Linked DNA regions of Mus musculus: region 1 is linked to region 2. A link is a loop called in an ENCODE intact Hi-C map of the cell type or tissue named here. Cell type or tissue: gastrocnemius. All regions are shown on one strand. Links, peaks and the distances in the headings refer to the core of each region. The heading gives the core; the rest is flanking DNA.

The links. A loop is a pair of places that touch in the nucleus more often than their neighbours do. Peaks named below come from ENCODE experiments on the same cell type or tissue, not always from the same donor. Only the 100,000 strongest peaks of a DNase experiment are listed, where the experiment ranks them.
Region 1: it touches region 2 in a loop (5-fold over the local background); 22 of 42 quality-filtered maps call a loop at or near these places.

What each region holds. Positions count from the first base shown.
Region 1 is chr5:137,106,447-137,118,405 of GRCm38, reverse strand. It overlaps Trim56 (tripartite motif-containing 56), which reads left to right and starts at 2,199. Exons shown (of 3, transcript NM_201373.4): 1 at 2,199-2,294; 2 at 3,453-3,617; 3 at 3,745-7,120. The coding sequence starts at 3,746. The coding sequence ends at 5,950. In gastrocnemius, for the core only: no CTCF peak of the experiment used is centred there; DNase peaks (open chromatin) are centred at 2,241 and 6,574; H3K4me3 peaks cover 1,455 bases; H3K27ac peaks cover 1,444 bases.
Region 2 is chr5:137,057,275-137,069,233 of GRCm38, reverse strand. It overlaps Serpine1 (serine (or cysteine) peptidase inhibitor, clade E, member 1), which reads left to right. Exons shown (of 9, transcript NM_008871.2): 4 at 1,314-1,508; 5 at 2,209-2,407; 6 at 4,273-4,373; 7 at 4,801-4,887; 8 at 5,670-5,753; 9 at 6,023-7,730. The coding sequence ends at 6,060. Among named protein-coding and RNA genes, the nearest start is that of Serpine1, 9.0 kb to the left of the region's middle. In gastrocnemius, for the core only: CTCF peaks have their summits at 3,134 and 6,940 (motif pointing left); a DNase peak (open chromatin) is centred at 6,931; H3K27ac peaks cover 691 bases.

The DNA of each region.
Region 1 (11,959 bases), core at 1,917-9,916, 49 kb before region 2:
CAGGCCCACCCAAGGGGCTTCTTAGGGACACCCCCTTCTTTATTTGTAAATGAGATTGTTGGGAGTGCTGTGGTAGTCAAGCTGACACGGTAAAACTATGGCTCACAAGGCTTGCACAAGGGATTAAAATGTACTTTATAGCACAAGGGTCTGCTATGGCCCCTGAAAATCACAGGCAGGCTGGGAGAGCAGGCTGCACTGGATCTTTTTGGTTTTTGGTTTTGGTTTTGGGTTTTTTTTTTGTTTGGTTGGTTTTTTGGTTTTTTTTTTTTTTTTTTTTTTTTTGGTTTTGGTTTTGGTTTTGGTTTTTGGTTTTTCCAAACAGGGTTTCTCTGTGTAGCCCTGGCTGTCCTGGAACTCACTCTGTAGATCAGGCTGGCCTCGAACTCAGAAATTCGCCTGCCTCTGCCTCCTGAGTGCTGGGATTAAAGGCGTGTGCGACCACGCCCGGCTGGATCTTATTTTTTAAGCCTCAAGCCTGGTCCATTGCTATCTTAACACGTTTTAAACGTTTAACTTGATTATGAACATGTGTGTGGGGGGGGGGCACACAAGCTCCATGGGCTGGATGTGGAGTTTGGGAACAGCTTGTGGAGTCAATCCCCTCCTGCCAGGTGGGTTCTGGGAACTGACGCTGGTCCTCAGGTTTGGTGGCAGGCACCGTTATTCGCTGAGCCATCTTGCCATCAGAGCTATTTTAATGCTGTTATTTGGAATCTCTCAAGTCGGCAACCTTCACAGCAAAGGAATTCACTCTGCTGGAATTCCTGCTTTTCCGCTGGCAAGAGGTGTTACCAGGCTTGAGAGCGAGGGACTCTGGTGTCCCCTGTTCCAAAGCCCACATCCTTTTCTGTTTGTTGAAACAAGGTCTCACATGTCTCAGGCTGGCTGGAACTCGCTATATGTTGAAGATGACCTCAAACTCCAGATCTTCCAGCCTCTGCCTCCCAAGTGCTGGGGTTATGCCTAGTTTATTAGGTGCTGTGGGTGTAATCCAGGGCCTCGGGCATACCAGGCGAGCTTTCTACCACTGTAAGCCATTGAGCCATATGGGGGTGAGTCCACCCCAGTGCAACCTTAATCTCTCTTGTCTTTCTGTGCTGTCTGGTTTTTCCAGGCCTTCCCCTTGGAATTGTACTTTTTTTTCTAGGCTAAAAAAAAAAAAAAAAAAAAAAAAATTTCCAAAGATGGAGGTGGTGGTACACACCTGAAATACCAACACTCAAGAGGCTGGGGCAGAAGGATCTTGAAGCTAGCCTGGGCTAAATAACGAGACTTTGTCTAAATATATACATAAGAAAAAAAAAACACCCAAAGTACATTTTTTTTTCTGAATATGTTGCTTTTACACCAGCATGAAGCAAAAATTTGGGGGAGAGAATAAAAGGGTAGGGAGATCGACAAGGTGAACCATGTTAGGTCTGCTACCACCCCAATGACTTCCTGTCCTCATTTTGATTGACTACCTGGTTTGTGGCATCCAACAATGTTAGTCAATTCCTCCCTCTACAACGTCTGTTGTCTTCCACGGTTCACACGGTCCCCTGTGATTCTTTCAAGCTTCACAGGCCTTAAACTTGCCAAGTATCTGAGGCTAGCTAGCATGGAACCTCTGGTCTTCCTGCCTCCAGCTCCCAGCGCAGGGATTACAGCTGTGGCCCACCACCGAAGGCTGAGGATTTCGGATGTCATTTCTCTGTCCCTGCACACCTGTTGCTCTCAGAACGCTCTTGCCCCGGGAAAGCCCCCAAATGCTCCGAGACCTCCTCAAACACATCTCTAGACAGCCTCCTCCAGAAAGACTGCGCTAAGCTCTGGAAATGTTCTTATCTGGGGCTCACAGCTTCAACGGTTAGCAAAGGACCCACGAGGAGCCTCGCCCACTGGCCCAATCGCTCATCTGTCATTCCTTGCCACACATAAACATCCTGACCCGATAAACATGCTCAGAGAATAGATTCTGGGGCAGTGTCTTGTTTGCAACACACACACAAGCTGACAGCTTGAGCCTGGGGCTACCAGTCGCCCTAACCTGTAGCCCCCAGACCTTCCTGCTGGAGTCGGGTCTGGCCTTATTGCCCCGGCCAGAGGGGAGGGAGGGTTCCAGGGTGGAGTGGTGAGGAAGGCGGGGCTTGCGCCCCAGAGTAGTTGTCCCGGGCCGGGGACGGAAGTTGCACCACCACAGTACGATTACTTTCAGTTTTGTTTCTCTTGCAGGTAGTCAACTGCTGGCGGTAGCGGGATTTCGGGGCTCCCCGGTCCTGCTGGGAGAGTCCAGGATCAGCTGTGGCTGGGTAAGGAGAGCCCGGGAAGGCGGATGGGGTTAAGAGCCAGCACCCAGAAAGACTAGCCTGGGGGGAGGGGAGGGAGGAAAGGGGAAGTGAGAAAGCCCGGGAGAGGGAAAGGAAGGGAGGGGAGAGAGGGCAGAGGGGACCTGAGAAGCTTGGGAGGACAAGCTTGGAGCCAGGCCCTGTCCCTCAGCCTCCCACCTCCCACCTTGTGTCCTGAATCCTACACTCACTGAGTGTAGACAACCGCACCCCCACCCCCCACTCCGAGTTTGTTTGTTTTTTTTTCCTCCCAACACTGGGGAAAAAGAAAAGTGATCGCTCTCATTCTCTCTCTCAAGGCTAGATCTCTCTGTAGGGCAAGCTCAACCAGAACTCACTATTGTAGCCCCAGGCTGTCCTGAAACTCACTTTTAAACCCAGGCTAGCCTCAAATTTGTGGCAAGCTTCCTGTCTCGGGCTCCAGCTTTCTTTATTAAGTCGCCACCGTGCTGGGGACTTACAGTACCTTCCCTCCAGGGGATTCTAGAATGAGTTTGGTAGGAATGGTAAAATTAGAGGACTCCAGGAGTCAGGCCAGATCTACATGACCCCCAGGTCCAGGAAAAGGAAGGAGATGAACTTTTTCTCCCTGAGCCTTCATCTTGATCTGTTGTTATTTTCAAAGCTAGATGGGGCAGGAAGTAGGGCCCCTTCCACCCTCCCAGGACACCCTCCCAGACAGATGGATGGACAAAGACTGCGGGACCCTGTCCAACATCGAAAAGCACAGTGCTCGCATGCCCCTGACCTGTGTGTCCTTCCTGGCTGCCCCTTGAGTCCTAGCACCCACTGATAACAGGACCCATGGCAAGGTGAACGTGGTGGTGCTTGCCTGTGATGTGAGCACGCAGGAGACTGAGGCAGGAGGAGCACAAGCTTGGAGCTAGACCCAGGAGCAGGGCTGCCTAGCTCACAAGAAGCCCTAGGTTGCTTCTCCAGTGCTACATAAACTTCCCAGGGCTCCGGAAGTGGAGGCAGGAAGTTCAGAAGGTCAAGGTCATCCTGGGCTACTTGGCCAAGTTTGAGGCCAGCCTGGGCTACATGAGACGGGAAGGGCTTGGGCTACACCTACCTTTGGCCCTTGACCTGGTATGTTACTAATTAGAGTATTCTATCTCTGAGGCCTGGGGGCTACCTGGTCTCATCTTTCCCACAGGCTCAGCACTTCCTACAGCCGGTCGCATGTTTACGTTTGGTGAGTGTCTGTAAAGAGAACAAAGTGGAAGAAAAAAACCCTTCCCCTGGTATCTAGTGCCTCCCACAAGCCAGAACGTACCAAACATCCAGGTGAGTGTGGACACCAGGAAAGAGTAGGGGAGGGGCTAGGATGAAGTGTGTTTGTGGGGCGGGGGAAGACAGGACCAAGCTAGGGACTTGGCCCAGGTATCTCTGACTTCTGCCCCTTCCCTTATAGCATGAACTCCAAAGACTCCTCCCCAACTCTGCTGGAAGCTCTGAGCAGCGATTTCCTAGCCTGTAAAATCTGCCTGGAGCAGTTACACACACCCAAGACTCTGCCATGCCTACATACCTATTGCCAGGACTGTCTGGCACAACTGGACATCGGTGGTCAGGTCCGCTGCCCCGAGTGTCGGGAGATTGTGCCTGTACCCGCCGAAGGGGTGGCCGCCTTTAAGACCAACTTCTTTGTCAATGGGCTCTTGGATCTTGTCAAGGCCAGAGCTCCCGGAGACGTCCATTCAGGGAAGCCAACTTGCGCTCTGTGCCCTCTGGTGGGAGGCAAGAGCTCTGGGGGACCCGCCACAGCCAGGTGCCTGGACTGTGCCGACGACTTATGCCAGGCCTGTGCCGATGGGCATCGCTGCTCCCGGCAGACCCATAAGCACCGTGTCGTTGACTTGGTGGGTTACAGAGCCGGGTGGTATGATGAAGAGGCTCGAGAGCGCCAGGCGTCCCAGTGTCCCCAGCACCCAGGGGAAGCCCTCTGCTTCCTCTGTCAACCTTGTTCTCAGTTGCTCTGCAAGGATTGCCGCCTGGGTCCCCATATCGATCACCCCTGCTTGCCCCTAGCGGAAGCAGTGCGTTCCAGGAAGCCAGGCCTTGAGGAGTTATTGGCAGGTGTGGACAGCAATCTGGTGGAGCTAGAAGCCACTCGGGTGGCAGAAAAGGAAGCCCTGGCCTTGCTTCGGGAGCAGGCAGCCAGTGTGGGGACTCAGGTGGAGGAGGCAGCTGAACGAATCCTCAAGTCCCTGCTGGCCCAGAAGCAGGAAGTGCTGGGACAACTCCGGGCCCTTGTGGAGGCTGCTGAGGAGGCTACCAGGGAGAGGTTGACCAAAATAGAGCGCCAGGAGCAGGTGGCCAAGGCGGCGGCTGCCTTTGCCCGTCGAGTGCTCAGCTTGGGTCTAGAGGCCGAGATCCTTTCGCTGGAGGGAGCAATCACACAGCGCCTGCGCCAGCTTCAGGATGCTCCCTGGACGTCTGGGCCCACCCGCTGTGTGCTGCCCCAGCTAGAGCTCCATCCCGGGCTCGAGGACAAGAACTGCCACCTGCTCCGACTCATCTTTGAGGAGCCTAAACAATCCCCGAAGGACAGCGGGAAGGGTGGGGCTGGTACCCAAGGAGGGGATGAAGCTCAAGGCCAAGGGGACGATAGAACCAAGATAGGGAAGCAGGGTGGAGCCCAGCCCCTGACTCCCAAAGAAGGCAAAGACCAGAACCCCCAAGAAGATGATGGGGTCTTCATCGAAAGGGGTAACAGGCCTAACAAGAAGAAGAAGTGCAAAGGCAGAGGCAAGTCTGTTTCTCGGGAGCCCAGCCCCATCCTGAGGCCAAACCTAGAAGGTTCCGGCCTCCTCCCTCGGCCTGTGTTTTCCTGGAGTTTCCCCACGAGGATGCCCGGGGACAAGCGCTCCCCTCGCATCACTGGACTCTGTCCCTACGGCCCCCAGGAAATCTTGGTGGCAGATGAGCAGAACAGGGTCTTGAAACGCTTCTCCCTCAATGGGGACTACAAAGGCACAGTGCAGGTCCCCGAGGGCTGTTCCCCGTGCAGCGTGGCTGCCCTGCAGAATGCAGTGGCTTTCTCTGCCAATGCAAAACTCTATCTTGTCAGTCCTGACGGAGAAATTCAGTGGCGCAGGTCCCTGAGCCTCACCCAGTCCAGCCACGCCGTGGCCGCAATGCCATGTGGAGACCGAGTAGCTGTCAGTGTGGCAGGCCATGTGGAGGTATACAAGAAAGATGGCAGCCTGGCTACCCGCTTTATCCCTGGAGGCAAGGCTAGCCGGGGCCAGCGGGCACTGGTGTTCCTAACCACCAGCCCCCAGGGCAATTTTGTAGGGTCAGATTGGCAGCAGAATAGCGTGGTTTTCTGTGATGGGTTAGGTCAGGTGATCTGGGAATACAAGGGCCCTGGGTTACATGGCTGCCAGCCAGGTTCTGTGTCTGTGGATAAGAAGGGCTACATATTTCTGACCCTTCGAGAGGTAAACAAGGTGGTGATACTGGATCCCAAGGGGTCACTTCTTGGTGACTTCCTAACAGCATACCATGGCCTGGAAAAGCCCCGGGTAACCACCATGGTAGACGGCAAGTACTTGGTGGTGTCACTTAGCAATGGGACCATCCATGTCTTTAGGGTCAGGTTTCCTGACAGCTAAAGCGGCTTTTGGCTGGGGTGGGGGGCAGGTGGGGAGGGAGGGAGGGAGGGAGGGAAGGAAAAAGGGAGGGAGGGAGGGAGGGAGGGAGGGAGGGAGGGAGGGCATAATAGAAGCAGAGCCACCTATAGGATGAGTTGGCCAAGGGCATTTTCCCAACTAGCAAAATGCTTGTTCCTTTTGTGATGTACAGGGATAGAAGCTACTAAGAGTAGTGTTGGCTGGCAATAGCTTTGAGCACACAGCAGATGCCAGCAGTCAACCAAACTGCTTGCTTTGGAACAATTCCTGCAGCTAAGGCTGCTGCTGTAGTTTTAGGTGTTTTGAGATTTAGAAGCCTGATTCTTGATTTGTATTCTTCAGAACCATTCCTGGGATGGGGTCAGGACTCCTCTGTAAAGCACTTGCCTAGAACTCACCAATGAGAGACTCAGTAGTAGAGTGCCTGCTAGGTTCTACCAGTGAGGAGTCTGGGCATGGCTCACTGTAGAGGGCTTGTCTAGAATGCACCAATGAGGGTGGGGGCGTGGCTCAGTGGTAGAGCCCCTGCCTAGAATCCCCCAATGAGGGGCTGGGGGCGTGGCTCAGTGGTAGAGCCCCTGCCTAGAATCCCCCAATGAGGGGCTGGGGGCGTGGCTCAGTGGTAGAGCCCCTGCCTAGAATCCCCCAGGGAGGGGTTGGGGGCGTGGCTTGGTCTTAGAAGACTTGGCTAGCCTGCTGAAAGTCCTGAAGTCAATTCCCAGGCATATCTTCCTTCCTAAAAAACAAAAGAAAACAAAACAAAACCTTGGAGCAGGTGAAAGAGAATCCTAAGGGAGATAACATAAGTCATCCTCCAAGCAAAGGAAGACCAAGTATACGTCAAGATATGTTAGGCATGCTGGAAAGAAGGTGAGAACTGGCCATTCTCAAGGGGAACATGGGGTCAGAGGAGGCCAGAGATCTCAGAACAACAATAGCATTGCCAATCCATCGGAGTAGAAACTCCCTCAATGAAGTATGGGGTCAGAGGTCAGGGGTCAGAGAGTGCAGGCACAAGCAGAAGTGGAGGTATGAGATCAAATCCAGATGCAGCATCACACACACTCACACACACCTGTTATCCCAGCACTTGGGAAGCTGAGGCAGGAGGATTATATGTTTGAGCCCAGCCTGGGCTATACGCAGAGACTGTTAAAAAAAAAAAAAAAAGCTGGACTCTCTCCCAACTCTCAGGCACCAGCTTCTGTCCCACAGAGACTCCATCTTTGGCCGCATGTTCAAGTGGTTCAGCAAAGATGCCCAACGTTAAGAGGGAGTCGAACTCTTCCAGATGGTGGTTGAAAGGTGTCAGCATCCACACTCGTGGGTCCTGTCCAGAGGGCAGGGTTGCCTCGGCAGTGACCGTCCTTGAGTGTTTCACCAAGTGCATGGACTACACGCCATCCTCCCTTCGGTACCCACAAACCAGACATCTCTCGAGTTTTCAGAAGGCATCGAAGCCCTCAGAAGCCATGATGATAAGATCCACGTGGTGCTGATTAAGGCTTGCCAGCCAGAGACACAGCAGATGATGGGGGAGGGATGCTTATAGTTGTTGGTGAAGCCCACGGACACCCACCCCCAAGGTGATCAAAGTCTGCATCAACTGGTTCTAGTCGGACCAGAAGTTCTTGAAGATGGGAGCAGAACCTTTTCAGAGACACTAGTCTTCACGAAGCTCAGTGAGCTGAGGAGTAGCCAGGCTGGCCGGGGTCCCCTCACAAAGAAGATGTCCAGTGTCTGCAGGAGACAGGGTCAGAAGTGTTGGTGAACAGGGTATGTCAGCGTATGGCAAAGGAATATCCTGCTGACTTCCTGGGCCTGCAGGAAATGCAGGGATTCTTGGGTCTCTAGGATATCAGCGAGACTCGGGCGTTTAAGTCCGAGATGCCAGACGGACATTGTGAATGAAGTGTTGGCCAATGGCATCACCTGGCTGATGATAAGAGTGGGTCTGAAGGACTCCCTGACATCCTTGCAGGCTACGAAGGCTGGAGATCTCGATGGCACTGTTTGGGCGTGACTGCGATGAGGGGCGTGGACGACGTTGAGTGGGTGCTTGGCAGGGGCAAGATCACAAGGTCGTCACACACTCCAGCCCCTTCCCCACCATCAACAGGAAGATCACAGGTGCGGACACCAAGAAAGAAATGGCAATTCAGCCTGCCTAACATGCCGCTGGCCCGTAACCGCTTCATTCAGGTAAAGCTGGAGGACCGCGAGCTGCCCACTGACCTGCCCCCACTCCTCACCCCACCTTCTCAGCAGAGACACACATGATCCACCCCCCACCCTGAGCCGCTGGCTCTTCCCTCCCACCATCGCTGCACCTGCCCAGGTGGGCGGGGCCTGGGGCGGAGATTAGGGAGGTCCAACGTCTCCATGATTTCAAGGTCCATAAAGATTAGCCATGTTCCCTTAGCTCTAAAATAAGAGAAACACCATGTATCTTTTAAGGCCATTATGGGCCCAACGGAAAGGCATTAGTGATGCTTGGATGAATGGTGGGATTTAATACGCAAAAAATGGATATCTGTAATATATAATCTTAGAGGCAAATCACAAAACCACTAAACAGATAGTTAGCCAATCTGAAGTTAAATAGGATTTAACTTTTAAATAGGATGTGACATTTAAACAGATTATGAAATCTCTATAAGACTTTTCTTATGCTTTCTGTTTCCTGGAATCTTGTTTATTTATGCTTTTTGTTAGCTATCTTGGCAAAATCCCTTTTCAGAAATGTTAGCCTTTATGTGAATGAAGTGATGTGATTTCATCTGTGACAGGAGGGGTCTGGGGAGGCGCTGAAGCCCAAAGGCCAGCATGGGAGAATCTGGGAAGTCAGCAGTGATGGATGGGGGACCTAAGGCGGGAGGAGGCATAAAACTCTGGAGATACGCTTGGAGGTGAGTCGCAGTCACCTCAGTGTTTTTAATCTGTGGCAGCGTCTTTGGATGAAGACGGTAGGGGTGGCTTTGGAGGGTGTGTTTAGCCAGGGGGCTATGGAGAAATGAGGCTGAAGAGACATTTAAGGTAGGGATTATTATGACACAGTGTGTGTGTGAGACACAGGGGCCTTTGGAATAAAGTCCAGATGGAAGTTTAAGGATAGAGAAGGGACATCTTTTTCTGGACAGAATTCCCTGTTTGTAGAAACCAATGTAGGGAATCACCAATGTCCAGATTTGATTACATATAAAATTTAAAAGCTAGATATGGAGGTGCAAGCCTGGTATAATCCCCAGGACTCAGTTGGTGAGAGCAGAATTGTGAGTTCAAGGCCAGCCTAGGCTCCATAGTGAGCCCCTTCAAGTGGGGCTCTGGCTCTCAGTTGGTAGAGTGCTTGCCTGGCATAACCGACCCCTGGGTTCGATCCCCAGCACTGAATAAAAACAGGTATAGCACATACCTACAGTCCTGGCAGTCAGTCGGAATGGGAGACTCACAAGTCCATGGTTATCCTTGGCTAACCTAGCAAATTCCAAACCAGCCAAGGCTACGTGAGACCTTGGCTAAAACAAAACCAACAAAACTGCTCTTAAAAAAGCAAATGAACAACAACAACAAAAATGAATGAATAAATAAATAAATAAATAAATAAATAAGCTAACATAAAAATATATACACAGCAAAGCATAAGGGAAGACATGAGGGCCAGTAAGATTACAAACAACAGAGAATTTTGATTTGATGAGGAAAAGCTGAAATACCAGTTAAAAAAAAGGACACCTATCTGGACAAAGAAGAAAATAGTTTAGATACCCAGGGGAAGTATCTATGAGCAAGGACTTATAAAATGAAAAAGAATTCATCAAATAAAACCACTGGCATACGCCAAAGATAAAAGTTACAGATGTGTTCTGAAGAAACATGTAGATTCCTGGCACTATGAAATAATGCCTCCCAGAGAGTCATTTAGCAATATTTGCCACAGGAGGATTTTTTTATTTATTTATTTTTTTTTTGGGATGATTGTAAAACTATGTTAATCTCAGCCTGCCTAGAATTCCCCAGTGAGTGGCTCACTGGTAGAGTGCTTACTTGATATTTGTTCCGTCTCTAGCACTGGGGCGGGGGCAGGGGGCGAGGATGTCATCCCCCTTTGGGGAATGCATTCTGGGAAGATAATTCAGTAGCAGAAAAACATTTGCAGAGAGACCTTTACAGCTGCTTCATTAACTGGAAACCCCTCCGTGGTGAGGCAGCGGCTGAATAGATTGTGGTTTGATAGAATGAACGTCTGTGGATCACAACTATGAAAAGTATTTGGAAGAAAAGTATGTGATGTAGTCATAAGAGAGAGCACAGGGCTGGGGAGACAGCTCAGTGGCTAAGAACGCTTGCTATCCAGTCTCGAGGACCTGAGTTCAAATCCCCAACACCCATATAAAAAGCCAGGTGTGGCCACGTGTACCAGAGCTATAAGGGTAGGGGGCAGAGTCTGAGATCTGTTTACTGCCAGGCTTACAGGTTCATCGAGAGACCCTGACTCCAAGTAATAGGAGAGTAACAGCATGGACCCTTGGTGTCCTGTGGACCTTGTGCAGGTGCGCACACGTGCACTCATGCATGCACGCACAAGGAAAGACTGACCGGGCAGATTCTGATTGCGTAATGTGAGCCACTGGTGGGACTGTGTCCAAATAGTTGCCAGGCAGACAATGGATTCCCAATCTGTAAATAGTCAATGATTTGTTTCGGAGGTTACATCTTTTTGAGTTATTTTGGGCTGGTACTCACATCTGTACATTTCCATTTCAGTTAGTATTATATGCTTGAAGACTTCTATAAATAATATTTAAGAATAACTAACTAGTTGGCCAGATGTGATAGTGCACACTGGTAACTCTAGCACATAGAGTGAGGCAGGAGGATTGCTATTTTGGGACCGGGTGGTCTCCACAGATGATGGGATGGCTATGAAGTTCTGAGCATTCTCGAAAGTCTTGAATCTCCTGACCAATCCAGACCAAGTAGTAGGGATAAAGAACCAAATGGGATCAGAGCAGTTGTATAAAGGGGCAGACAGTGTGTGTGTGTTGTCATTCTCTGTCTGCACAGGCAAGTGCTCATTAAACGTCTGTGAAGTGACTTAATGTGTAGAGAGGGCTCTGACACTCAGTATGCCACAACCTTAAGCCAGCCAAACTGCAGAAATCTTGACTTGTGGGAAGTCTCCAGCAGGGGGCACTATTGTGCCTCTCAAGATAGACTTCAAAAGCAGAGAGAGAGAGATGATTGAGGTGTCCGCCTTCCTTTTGGGAAAGGAGGCGTAAGAGACAAGACTGTAGGGGCTTCTTGCCGGTATTTTGTGTAGCAGCAAAGATGCAGAGGTTCTCGGGAACCTGTATTGGGAGTGCACGTGTGGTGTGTGTGTGTGTTTGTGTGTGTGTGTGTGTGTGTGTGTGTGGTATTTCAGTGAGAGATCTTCAGAAATGAAGCCAGGCATGGTAGTGTAGGCTGCAGTCCCAGCAAAGTTGGGAGACTGAGGCAGGACGATAGCAGATTCAAGTCTTCCCTCAACAACTTAGGAAGACAATATTTTTTAAAAAAATAAAAAGAGGGTTTGAGCTGGTCGGGCACAGAGGGCTTGCTTAGGTTTCCCCAGTGAGGGGCTGGAGTATGACTCAGCGGTAGAGGTTTTGCCAACAGAAAGAGGGAGGAATCTCCTGATTCTGAAAGCGAATCCCCCAAATGCTAAAGAGACAGAGAACCAAGCGCTTCTTGGGGACCCTTGCAAGATGAAGGGAGATGCTAAACTCATAGCTTATATGCTCAATATTTGTATTACTTTCCAGAAGTTACACAAACAAGTCACTCAGCAAAACATACAAGTGACCACAGAAGCACAGGGAACCAATGGCCCCATGGCTAAGAGCCAGGGACATTCTCACAGCCAGCTGGGAATCAGCTGCTCTGACCGAGGACCAATTACCCTGACATTTCAGGAAAGTTTGTTGTTGTTGTTGTTGTTGTTGTTGTTTTAAA
Region 2 (11,959 bases), core at 1,982-9,981:
AGCTCTCCCTTTCAGCTTTGTCTTTGGGGATAAAAGGCAAATGCTTCAAGAAGCAAAGCAAAATAGCTGATGTTTGTGCTTTTCCTTCCTGTTGTGGTGCTGAGGACTGGAGCCAGGAACTCATGAATGCTGGGTAATCCACTCTCCCACTGAGCCACACCCCCAGCCCCTCACTGGGGGATTCTAAGCAGGGGCTCTACCACTGAGCCACGCCCCCAGCCCCTCCCTGGGGGATTCTAGGCAAGAGTTCTACCATCTAGCCACGCCCCCAGCCCCTCCCCTGGGTATTCTAGGCAGGGGCTCTACCACTGAACCACGCCCCCAGCTCCCCATTCTAGGCACATACTCTGCCACTGAACTAAAACCACACAGAGCTGGGTATAATGGCTCATATCTGTAGGAAGATCATGAGTTTGAGGTTAGCCTGAACTACATAGCAAGATCCTGCCTCCGCACACCAGCAAAGGAAAAAAAAAAAAAGACTACAGAGACAAAAAACTAACCAATTCAAGCCAATTACTGCACAATAGCTACCCCACAAAACAAACAAAACAAAATAAAGCCTAACCAAATCCCAGCAAGGTGGCTCCTTGGGTATTGGCTCTTCCTGTGGAGCCCCGTGACCTGGATTTGATTCCTGGAAGCCAGAAAAATGTGGAAGGAGAGAATCAATTCAACATAAGCTGCCCACATACCTCATACCTCCCGACCCCCACAATAGTAATAACTTTTAAAATAAATAAACAAAACCAAAATCACCATGAAAGGGTACCACTGTCAGTAAGAACAACAGGAGCTGTAACACAGGTGTACACGGGCCTCCAAGACTATAGCTTAGGGGGCAAGAGAAGAGGTCAAATGAGCAAAGATGGAGCTTTTTAACTCTGATACTAAAATGGATCCCAGAGCCAAGAAAACCATGGTGAAGCCAGGGTGGTGGCTCATGCCTGTCTTCCCAGCTCTTGGGAAGCTGAGGCAGGAGGATTACCATGAATTCAAGGTCAGCCTAGGCTGCAAAGTGAGCTTTGGACTAGGCTGGACTATAAAGAGGGGGTGGGGGAAGAAAGAAGGGTGGGAAGGAGGGGGATAGGGAATGAAAGAGAGGAAAGGAGAGGGGGAGGGAGGGAGGAAGAGAGGGAGGAAGAATAGTGAACTGAAAGACATCCTTAGAGTCTTAGACCTAATTGTTCCACTTAACTGCCACAGCTCTTTGTGTCCCTTCAACATCATCCATTTGAGAACTGGGAACAGAAGGGAGACATCTAAGATGCTTACAGTCCATTTCACTTCTTGGTCTCCTTGCCTCCCCTTAGGTATGATCAGTGACTTACTGGCCAAGGGGGCTGTAGACGAGCTGACACGCCTGGTGCTGGTGAATGCCCTCTACTTCAGTGGCCAATGGAAGACTCCTTTCTTAGAGGCCAGCACCCACCAGCGCCTCTTCCACAAGTCTGATGGCAGCACCGTCTCTGTGCCCATGATGGCTCAGAGCAACAAGTTCAACTACAGTGAGTCCAAATATCCCCAGGTTCCATGTCTCATAACTACTGACCCTGGGCAACATTCACAGTGTCCCTCTCAGAGGGAGGATGGTGGCAGAGGAGGTGGACACACCCAAGTTATTACAAAGACTTACCAAGTAGTATTGGGAGATACTGAGATCATTCAAGTCAGGGGTCGGGGAGGAATCAGTTTCTCTCATGCTAGATGAAGCTGAAATTTAGATAATCTCCCAGGCCCACATCTGCCCGATGGACCCTTGAGCCCATCTCTTCTCTGAAGATCTTCTATAGTGTGGTTACCTGGGGCCAAGGAGCCCAGCTAGGGGGAAGGCTGTGTGGGAGTTGGGTGAGCATGGGAATGAGATAGTGGCTGGAGTCAGAAAATAACAAAGATGGAGAGGGAGAAAATAGGCAGGAAGGGTGGGGGTGTGGCTTAGGGACAATACTCACCCAGCATTAGTAAAGCCTTGGGGTCCATGCTCAGCTCGTAAACCAGGTATGGTGGAGGGTGAGTTCAAGGTCACCTTCAGTGACATAGTTTAAAAAAGAGGAGAGGAAGACATTTGAATGGGATGTGGAATGGGTGAAGGACCTCCAAAACTCCAGTGGAGAGCATGGCCTTCTGGAAGGAGAAAAGGGGAGAGAAGCAGGAAAGGAACCTGTGGGCGTTGGAGCCTTTTCCAAGGCTCCATCTTGATCTTCCCAGCTGAGTTCACCACCCCCGATGGGCTCGAGTATGACGTTGTGGAACTGCCCTACCAGGGCGACACCCTCAGCATGTTCATCGCTGCACCCTTTGAGAAAGATGTGCACCTCTCCGCCCTCACCAACATCTTGGATGCTGAACTCATCAGACAATGGAAGGGCAACATGACCAGGCTGCCCCGCCTCCTCATCCTGCCTAAGTAAGCCATCCCATTCACCAATGCCCCAATCCCGACATCCACCACCCCTCCTCCTAAAGCCACTGTCCCCTTGCGGAGTTTCCCAGATGGGTAATGCCCACAGGGAAGGGACATGTGTGGGTGGCTGATGGGAAACCTCCTAGTCTGGATTTGATTATGGCTTCTGAGTCCATCATCTTTCTGCCTGTTTCTACTGCTGGAGAGGAGAGAGGGTTTTTTTTTTTTTTTTTTAATAAAATACGTCCCCATATAGACCATGCACAGAATGCTCAGTAAGAGTCAACCAAAGTGAATCATAGTGGCACAAGCCTGTAACCCTAGTGTTAGACAGGCTGAGACAGAATAGTGAGTTCAAGACCAGCTTTGGCTATGGGGGCAAGATTGCTGGCTTACTTTGTAGAGTGCTCGGCTAGCATGCATGAAGCCCCAGGTTCAAACCCACTGCTACATAGACCAATGCGTGGTGGTACAAACTTGCAATCCTAACACTTGAAAGGCTAGCACAAAGGATAATGAGTTCAAGGCCAACCTGGGCTATATACAGCAAGACCCTATCTCATAAGGGGAGGGGGCCGTCAGGGAAAGTGGTGGAGATATAGTCCAGTTGGCAGGGTTATTACTTCACGTGCACAGAGAGCTAAACTGAATCTCCAGCACCTCAGAAATGGTGGTGCACAGCTACAATCCCCGATCCCATCCCTAGGGGGCGGATCGGGAGTTCAAGGTCTTCCTTGTTCTCCTGGATCACACAAGACCCCATCTTTAAATAAACAAAAAAGATGAGACCAAAGAAGAGCTAGAGAAAGAAGTGGGTGTCAGGCCCGAATCGTTCCACACCCATTTGTAAAAGCCTCCCATCTCACCCCCCCATCTTCCCTCATCCACAAACAATGAAAGGCATCGATTCCCAGAGGCAGAGGAGACTTCCAAACACAGATTTCATTTTCTTTTTTTTTCTTTTCCCCTAATCCTTCTGCAGAATCAAAAGGGGTAGAGAGGGCTGTGGTTGGGTAATTCCAGAATTACAGGGAAGCTCCCAGCCCAGGTTTCCCCCCTAAACTCCCAGATGCTAAGATGCCAGGCTTGGAGACAGAGGGGGATCAGGTTGCTTTAGATGCCGACCTTCTGCTGCTGTCTTTCTCCCTCATCAAGATGGAGATAATGAGTCATGCCCTGGTGGGAAGCAGAGGGGGAGCCCAAAGTCTCATTCTATGTGCGCTCAAAAACAGCCTGCAGACCACAGTTAGCTCCAACACCCTATCGAGGGAGAATGTGAACCTGTCCCCCTCCTGCCGTCAAACCGAATACAATTATGTTAAAACTACTGTCTTATTTGAGGAAAGCCATTAGTCACGGATTTGAGGGGGTGGAAAGATTGAACAATGTTCATTAATATTAGAAGTTTCTGGCAAGGAGGAAAAATAGGCCAGACCTTCTAGCCAAATGAAGTTTCAAAGACTTCTACTGCCGTACTAGATGATGGAGGCAGGGGGATCAGAAGCTCAAGGTCAGGGCTGGGGATATAGTTGCGCTGGTGGAATGCTTGCCCGACTTGTTCAAAGCTCTGGGTTTTAACCCCAGCGCTACATAAACCATGCGTGGTGGCGCACACCTCTAAATTCTAGCACTCAGGAGGTAGAGGCAGGAGAATCAGGCGTTCAGGATCAGCTTTGGATACATAATGAGTTTGGGGCCAGCCTGGGCTACATGAGATCCAATTTCAAGACAAAACAAAAAGCCAGACTCTTTCCTCCATGCTCGTGTCAGTGTCTACCCTGTCCCACTGTCCTAGAAGATATCCTAAAGGTCCTGGAAGAACAGCATGTGGGAACCAAACTAACACTTGTGCCTGTTCCTGCCCACAGGTTCTCTCTGGAGACTGAAGTGGACCTCAGAGGGCCCCTGGAGAAGTTGGGCATGCCTGACATGTTTAGTGCAACCCTGGCCGACTTCACAAGTCTTTCCGGTGAGAAACGATCACCCTCGTTTTCTTGCTTCTTTGGGTCAGAGTTTCCCCACGAAGGATAGAGTGGAGGCTAATCTGTCTTTTGGGTCCTGCTCACAAGTCTTTCCGGTGAGAAACGATCACCCTCGTTTTCTTGCTTCCGTGGGTCAGAGTTTCCCCACGGAGGATAGAGTGGAGGCTAATCTGTCTTTTGGGTCCTGCTCACAAGTCTTTCCGGTGAGAAACGATCACCCTCGTTTTCTTGCTTCCGTGGGTCAGAGTTTCCCCACGGAGGATAGAGTGGAGGCTAATCTGTCTTTTGGGTCCTGCTCACAAGTCTTTCCGGTGAGAAACGATCACCCTCGTTTTCTTGCTTCCGTGGGTCGGAGTTTCCCCACGGAGGATAGAGTGGAGGCTAATCTGTCTTTTGGGTCCTGCTCTGTTACAGACCAAGAGCAGCTCTCTGTAGCACAGGCACTGCAAAAGGTCAGGATCGAGGTAAACGAGAGCGGCACAGTGGCGTCTTCCTCCACAGGTGAGTGTGGCTCTCTGCCTGTGTTCGCCCACCTCCTGGGATGGCAATCACCCCACAGGAAAGCTAGTGTGAGCCCAGTAGTCATCCTTTCCCGAACCCGTTCCTCAGTGTGAAAAAAACGGATTCACTTCCCCTGGGACCCTGCTGCCTCATCTGGCTCCTGAAGGGCCAGTGTGTGACAAGGACCCCCCCAAACAAGCCTGAGGTGTAATCACAGTGGGAGTGAACTTAAAGGATGTGCCATGAGCCCTAAATATGTTTGTGACTAATAGGATCCTGGGGCTCAGAGGAAGTTTGGAAACTTTAGGGCCAATATTCAGAGTACAAAGAAAGGAAGCCAAACATAGTGGCACATGCCTCAGGAGGCTGAGGCAGAAGGATGCAGGTTCAAAAAAGCGAGGCCCTGTCCTGAAAAACCAAGGACTGGGAAATGTAGCTTGATGGTAGAACCTTTATCTAAAATCCCCCAGTGAGGGGCTGGGGGGCGTGGCTCAGTGGTAGAGCCCCTGCTTAGAATCCCCCAGTGAGGGGCTGGGGGGCGTGGCTCAGTGGTAGAGCCCCTGCCTAGAATCCCCCAGTGAGGGGCTGGTGGCTCAGCCATAGCACTCTTGCTCTGGCATGCAGGAGGTTCTGGGTTCCATACCCCATTACTAGTTTCTTTTAAGCCACCTAAAAATCATTCCCCAGTGCTGATATCAGATAGACTGGTGTCACTAGATCTCTTGGGAATCACTCCAATGATAACATCCCCCAAACCTAACATATTGTCCCTTTTCTTTCAGCCTTTGTCATCTCAGCCCGCATGGCCCCCACGGAGATGGTTATAGACCGATCCTTTCTCTTTGTGGTTCGGCACAACCCGACAGGTGAGCAGACCCCTATAACATCCTCCTGTCCTCACACTGTTTTTCAAAAATCATTATGTACCTGCCCACCACGTAGACGTTTTCTTGAGCCCCTAGGGACTCTGCAAAAATTCTGGCACTCAGTTCCATTCCTTCCCTAGCACTCTGTCACAGCCCACGCAGTGCCAGGACCCCAGTCCTAACTTAGTCCCTGGGCAGCTGTGACTCCTGGTAGCTCACTCACCTCCTTAGATCCCCATTCTCAACTGGCACGATTGTTCTGCCCGCAGAGACAATCCTCTTCATGGGCCAAGTGATGGAGCCTTGACAGTGGGAAGAGACGCCTTCATTTGGGACGAAACTGGAGATGTTATAAGCAGAAACTCTGAAGAAAAGGATTATTTAAAGGACTCTATGGGGAGAAAGAGAAGGCAACTCCTCCTTACCCCCCACACTGGTAATCTTTCCAACCAGCATCCCAGACCTCGGACTCTTGAAGGGAAAAGAGTCTAACTCCCTCCTCCCTAGGGATTCCTACCCCACAAAGGTCTCATGGACCATAGAACTCACAGTACCTGGATCTGCCCAGCATGCCCTTTGGACCCAGTTCCCACCGAGGCCCCAGCAGAGTGGAGGGCACAACACTTTCATTCAGCAAAATCGTTTGTGTTCCAGTCACACTGTGGGCACCTCTTGCATCGCCTGCCATTGCTGTGGAGGGTGGCCATGGGCCAAAGGAAAAAGCACTGTCCTATCTCAAGGTCCACTGTGGAAATGTCCACCTTGCCCACCTCCAAGGGGCAACGGATAGACAGATCAAATGGTGGCCCAATAGCGAGCCTTCTCCCTGCTCCCTCCCTTGACACAGCTTGCTTATGTTATTTCAGAGTGTAGGTGACTTGTTTACACAGCTTTTTTCGACCCACAAACTTTTTTCATTTGGAAAGGGTGTAAGAAAAGTCGGACGTGTGTGTGCCTGGCTCTTCGTCCCCAGTCTCCCAGTGGGGGGGCCCTGGGGAGATTCCAGGGGTGTGATTGAATATTTATCTCTTGCTCTTGTATGTTTGTTGGGGAGAAGAAGCACTTTTAAGGAAAATGCTTCTTATTTAAACCGTGGCATACGGCATCCCATTTGGGGTCTGCATCCCTGTATGTCAGGGGTGCATCACTCCACAAACCTGCCCCTCTGGGTAGCCTCGTGATGGGGCTCACACTGCCGCCTAGTGGCAGCCGAACACACCCTTACCCGGTCCCTCCCTCCCTCCCCCCCCCCCCCCCCCCCCCCCGTGGCTCTTTTCCTTAGGGACCTTGCCAAGGTGATGCTTGGCAACCCACGTTAAAGGAAGGGGGGAAAAAAGATTAGATGGAAGAGAGAGAGATTTGAGAGAGGGCAAAGTGGTTTCAAATTTTTCCAAGGCATTCAGAAGCAGAGAGGGAAAAGGGGCTGTGTGACCTAACAGGACAGAACTTTCTCCAATTACTGGGTGAGTCAGAGCTGCACTGGTGACTCACTTCAATGTGTCATTTCCGGCTGCTGTATGTGAGCAGTGGACACGTGGGGGGGCGGGGGGGGGATGAAAGAGACAGCAGCTCCTGGTCAACCACCTTAGTTAGATAATCTTTTTTGAAAGCTTCCTAGCTGGAGGTATGATCAGAAAACCAATTTACTGAAAAACTGCACAAGAAGGTACCGTGAATGTAATTTCCTAGCAGGCCACTCTGCATCTGTTATGTCTCCACCGGAAAAAAAATAATCATGTTGGTGTTTTTGCTTTTCTCTCTCTCCCTCTTTCTCTCTGATTTTTTTTTCCTCTCTTTTCATTATGCACTGGACAGCCACACACCGTGTACCCATAGGGCCCCAAATGTGGGGTCACATGGTCTTGAATTTTGTTGGTTACATATGCCTTTTTGTTGTTGTTTGTCTTCACTTTTGATATATAAACAGGTAAATATGTTTTTTAAAAAATACTAAATATAGAGAATATGCAAACAAAATTGGTTGCTTGTTGCCTTCTGTGTCTTCTCAAGGAAGTAAAACAGGAGTGTGGGCTGGTAAAGTGGCTCAGTGGGTAGAACACGTGCCACCGGAAACCGATGACCTGAGTTCAAACACTCTGAATCCCGCATGATGGGAGGAGAGAACCGGTCCCTGAAAGCTGTCCTCTGACCTCCACACACAAAACATGGCACATGCTCCCCCACTCCCACACACAGATAATAATAATGAAATAAAGGTGAGGGGCAGGCAAGATGGCTCAGATGGTAATAAGCACTTACTGAGAAAGTCTATTGATGACCTTAGTTCGATTCCCAGAAACCACACAATGGAAGGGAAGAACCAATGGGGGTTGTCCTCTGACTTGCATACATACATGATGGGGACACACATACACACACACACACACACACACACAATGTAAATAAGCTGGAGGTGGTAGCCTTGCCTTTAATCCCAGCACTTGGGAGGCAGAGGCAGGCAGGTCTCTGAGTTTGAGGCCAGCCTCGTCTACAGACTGTATTCCAGGATAGCCAGGGCTACACAGAGAAACCCTGTCTCAGAAAAACAGGCAAACAAAAATAAATGTAAATTTTAAAACATTGCTGAACAACGGGTGTGGTGGGGACACACCTGTATGCTAGCTAACACTTGGGAGGCAGAGGCAGGAGGGTCACCAGTTCTAGGTCAGTTTGGCCTCAGGTATAAACTGGTCTCCAGAACAAACAAAAGCAATAACAGCAGATTTCTGGCAGTGGTAGGGATTCCGGCGAGCCACATCCACAGGTCCAAGCCTGTGGGAAAATCCATGAGACAGTCACCATGGCACTGTAATCTGTCTCCAGGACAAGTTGTGCAGGGCTTGATTCTCTCCCAGAAGGCATCCTATAAAGGGAAAAGAATGGGATGCGGACATGGCTCGGCTGGAGGAAGGTGCCCAGCATGCAGGAAGCTCTATAAGTAATCCTTGACACTTCGTCAAACCGGGCATGGTGACACATGCCTGTCATTCCAGCTCTTGGGAGATAGAGGCAAAGAGTAGGAAATGCAAGACCATCTTGGGCCAACCTGGGCTACACATGACCTTGCCTCCAGGAAGACAGAAGGAGGAAAAGGAAGAAGGAGAGATTGGGGTGGGAGGTAGGATTGGGGGTACTCAACTTTAATCCCAGCACTTGAGAAACAGAGGCAGGTGGATATCTATCTGTGAGTTCAAAGCTAGCCTGGTTTATACAGGGTACTTCAGGCCAGCTAGAGAGACAGACCCCGGCAAGAAAAAAGGAGACAGTGGGGGGTTGACAGGGAGAAAGGGAAGGAAGAAAGTGAGGAATGTGCCTGTACCCAGAACGTGTTGAAGGTTGGGAGTTGGATACCAGAATGACCTTCTCGGTGACATTGTGTCTCATAAGCAGGAGAGCCAGGCTTGGTGGTGCACACCTATAAGCCCAGTATTTGGGATAGAGGCAGGAAGATCAAAGAGCTCAAACTCATTCTCTGCTACATAGTGAGTTCAAGATGAGATCAGGAGCCGGGCGGTGGTGGCGCACGCCTTTAATCCCAGCACTTGGGCGGCAGAGGCAGGTGTATTTCTGAGTTCGAGGCCAGCCTGGTCTACAAAGTGAGATCCAGGACAGCCAGAGCTATACAAGAGAAACCCTGTCTCGAAAAACCAAAAAAAAAAAAAAAAAAAAAAAAAGATGAGACCGGGATGTGTAAAAACAAGGAGGAAGAGGAGGAGGAAGAGGAGGAGGAAGAGGCAAGGGGTGGGGGTGGGGGAGAGACAGATCCAGATCCAGCAAACACCTCCCCCCCCACACACCCGAGGGCCTAATTAATTGCTGTCTACCTCTGGATTCTCACATCTATTCCTCTATCATCCCCTTCCCTCCATCGGGTTCCCTTACCCACCCCTCTTTATCCCTAGTCTCCATTTCTCCAGCTCCAGGCCAGGTTGCACCTCCTTCTCTTGTGAACCTGGCTGATGGGATCACTTTCTACACGACTCCAATTAGGCTGTGCTTTTCAGGCCTGTAACAATGGTTGCTTTCATGTGCTCAGCTCCATCTAGACATGGATGGTGCCCAGGAAATGAGGCTTTTTTGTTGCATATACACTTTCTATAGCTACCTTTAAAGGCCTTCCTGGAAAGTCTTTTTTTTTTTTTTTCCCCAAACCTCTAGTTTGGGGCTTGGGAGATTACTTAAGAGCATCAAGCACTCTAAGCAAGAGTTCTCTAGGCAGAATAGAATCAGCCAGTAAGGGGCTATAGCAGTGTCTTGGTGGTAGGTAAAATATGGCCAGTGAGGAGGCTGGGAGCATGGCTCAGTGGTAGAGCCCCTGCCTAGAATCCCCCAGGGAGGGGCCGGGGGCGTGGCTCAGTGGTAGAGCACCTGCCTAGAATCCCCCAGGGAGGGGCTGGGGGCGTGGCTCAGTGGTAGAGCCCCTGCCTAGAATCCCCCCAGGGAGGGGCTGGGGGCGTGGCTCAGTGGTAGAGCCCCTGCCTAGAATCCCCCAGAGAGGGGCTGGGGATGTGGCTCAGTGGTAGAGCCCCTGCCTAGAATCCTCCAGGGAGGGGCTGGGGGCGTGGCTCAGTGGTAGAGCCCCTGCCTAGAATCCTCCAGTGAGGGGCTGGGGGCGTGGCTCAGTGATAGAATATTTGCATAACATGGTTAAGGCCCTGGGCTCAATCCCTCCCCAGCACATAATAGAAAAAACAAACAAATGATAAAATAAAAAGGGCAAAAAATAAAAGCATAGACACCACTGGGTTAGCCTAGCCTAGAGATTCAAGCAAGAGAGGTCTATAGTGAGGTTGCAGCCCAAAGTTCAGCTGAGGGCAGGCAAGAGGGCTCAATGGGGAAAGGCATTTACTGCCAAACATGAGTTCCATTTCCATGACTGGCACAGGTGGAGAGAACACTAATTCCTGAAAATCATCTTCTGACCTCCATATGTGAACCATAGCACATTCATATCTGCATGCATGAACACACATCACACATCTCTCTCTCTCTCTCTCTCTCTCACACACACACACACACACACACACACACACACACACACACACACACACACACATGCACACAAAGTAAATAAATGTAGAAGAGGAAGAGAACAACTGTCACCTGGCACTGGTTTCCATCCTGCGTCACTCTCTTGTACAAATTCCCTTTGGGTTCACTGGTGGGTAGCTGGGGTGGTGAAGACAACCATCTAAGAATTCAAGGACACTCAGACCCGGATACAATCTTCTGCCCTGAAAATGTGAGCATTTCTAGGCCTCGGGCTGATGGCTGAATAGTGACCCATTTATAATAAGAGATTTTTCTTTTAAAAACTTACAAGGAACTCTACACACACACACACACACACACACACACACACACACACACAAAGCTTAAAAAAAGCAAGACTCGTGAGCCCTAATTCTCCAATATACAGTTCAAAAATGGCCTTACATGCTGAGAAAGCTCAAGAAAAAAGGATTCTTCAAACGGTCCGCTCACTGCAGAGGAGAATCAAGCAAGGCGCTGCCCCACTTAGTGGGTTCTTGGTTATTCTCAGATACAGTCAAGATAAAGACAGTGAGGGACCTCAGCGACCCCGCAGCGACCCCCCAGCGGGCAGCCTGCCTGCCCTCTTTGACTTCTGCATGGCCTCCTTTCCTTGGCTTTTCAAACTTTTCCTTCTTTTCTCTATTTCTTTAGAGATGAAAAACTAATGAGGTCTGTCCCTGCTGTCACTCCCACCATTTTTTATTATTTTTTTTATGAATTTCACACAGTGAGATTGTTTATCTACCCATGGACAGGCAATGAACATGAATGTGGGAAAGCCCTCCATGATAAAAATATTCTCTAAAGACCACATCCATCAAGGAGACCTGACCTGTTTCCAAACTTTTCTTTTTAACAGGTTACCATTAAGTACCCTAGGCTATCATTGGACTCATGATCCTCCTGCCTCACACTCCTGAGTGCTGGGATTGTGTGCCACGTACCTAACTTAATGATCGTGGGGTTTTGGTTGGGTTTGTTTGTTTGTTTGTTTGTTTGTTTTGAGATGGGGGCTGGGGCTGGAGAAATGGCTCAGCGGTTAAGAGCACTGACTGCTCTTCCAGAGCTCCTGAGTTCAATTCCCAGCAACCACATGGTGACTCAAACCATCTGTAATAGGATCTGATGCCTTCTTCTGGTGTGTCTGAAGAGAGCAATGGTGTACTCATATA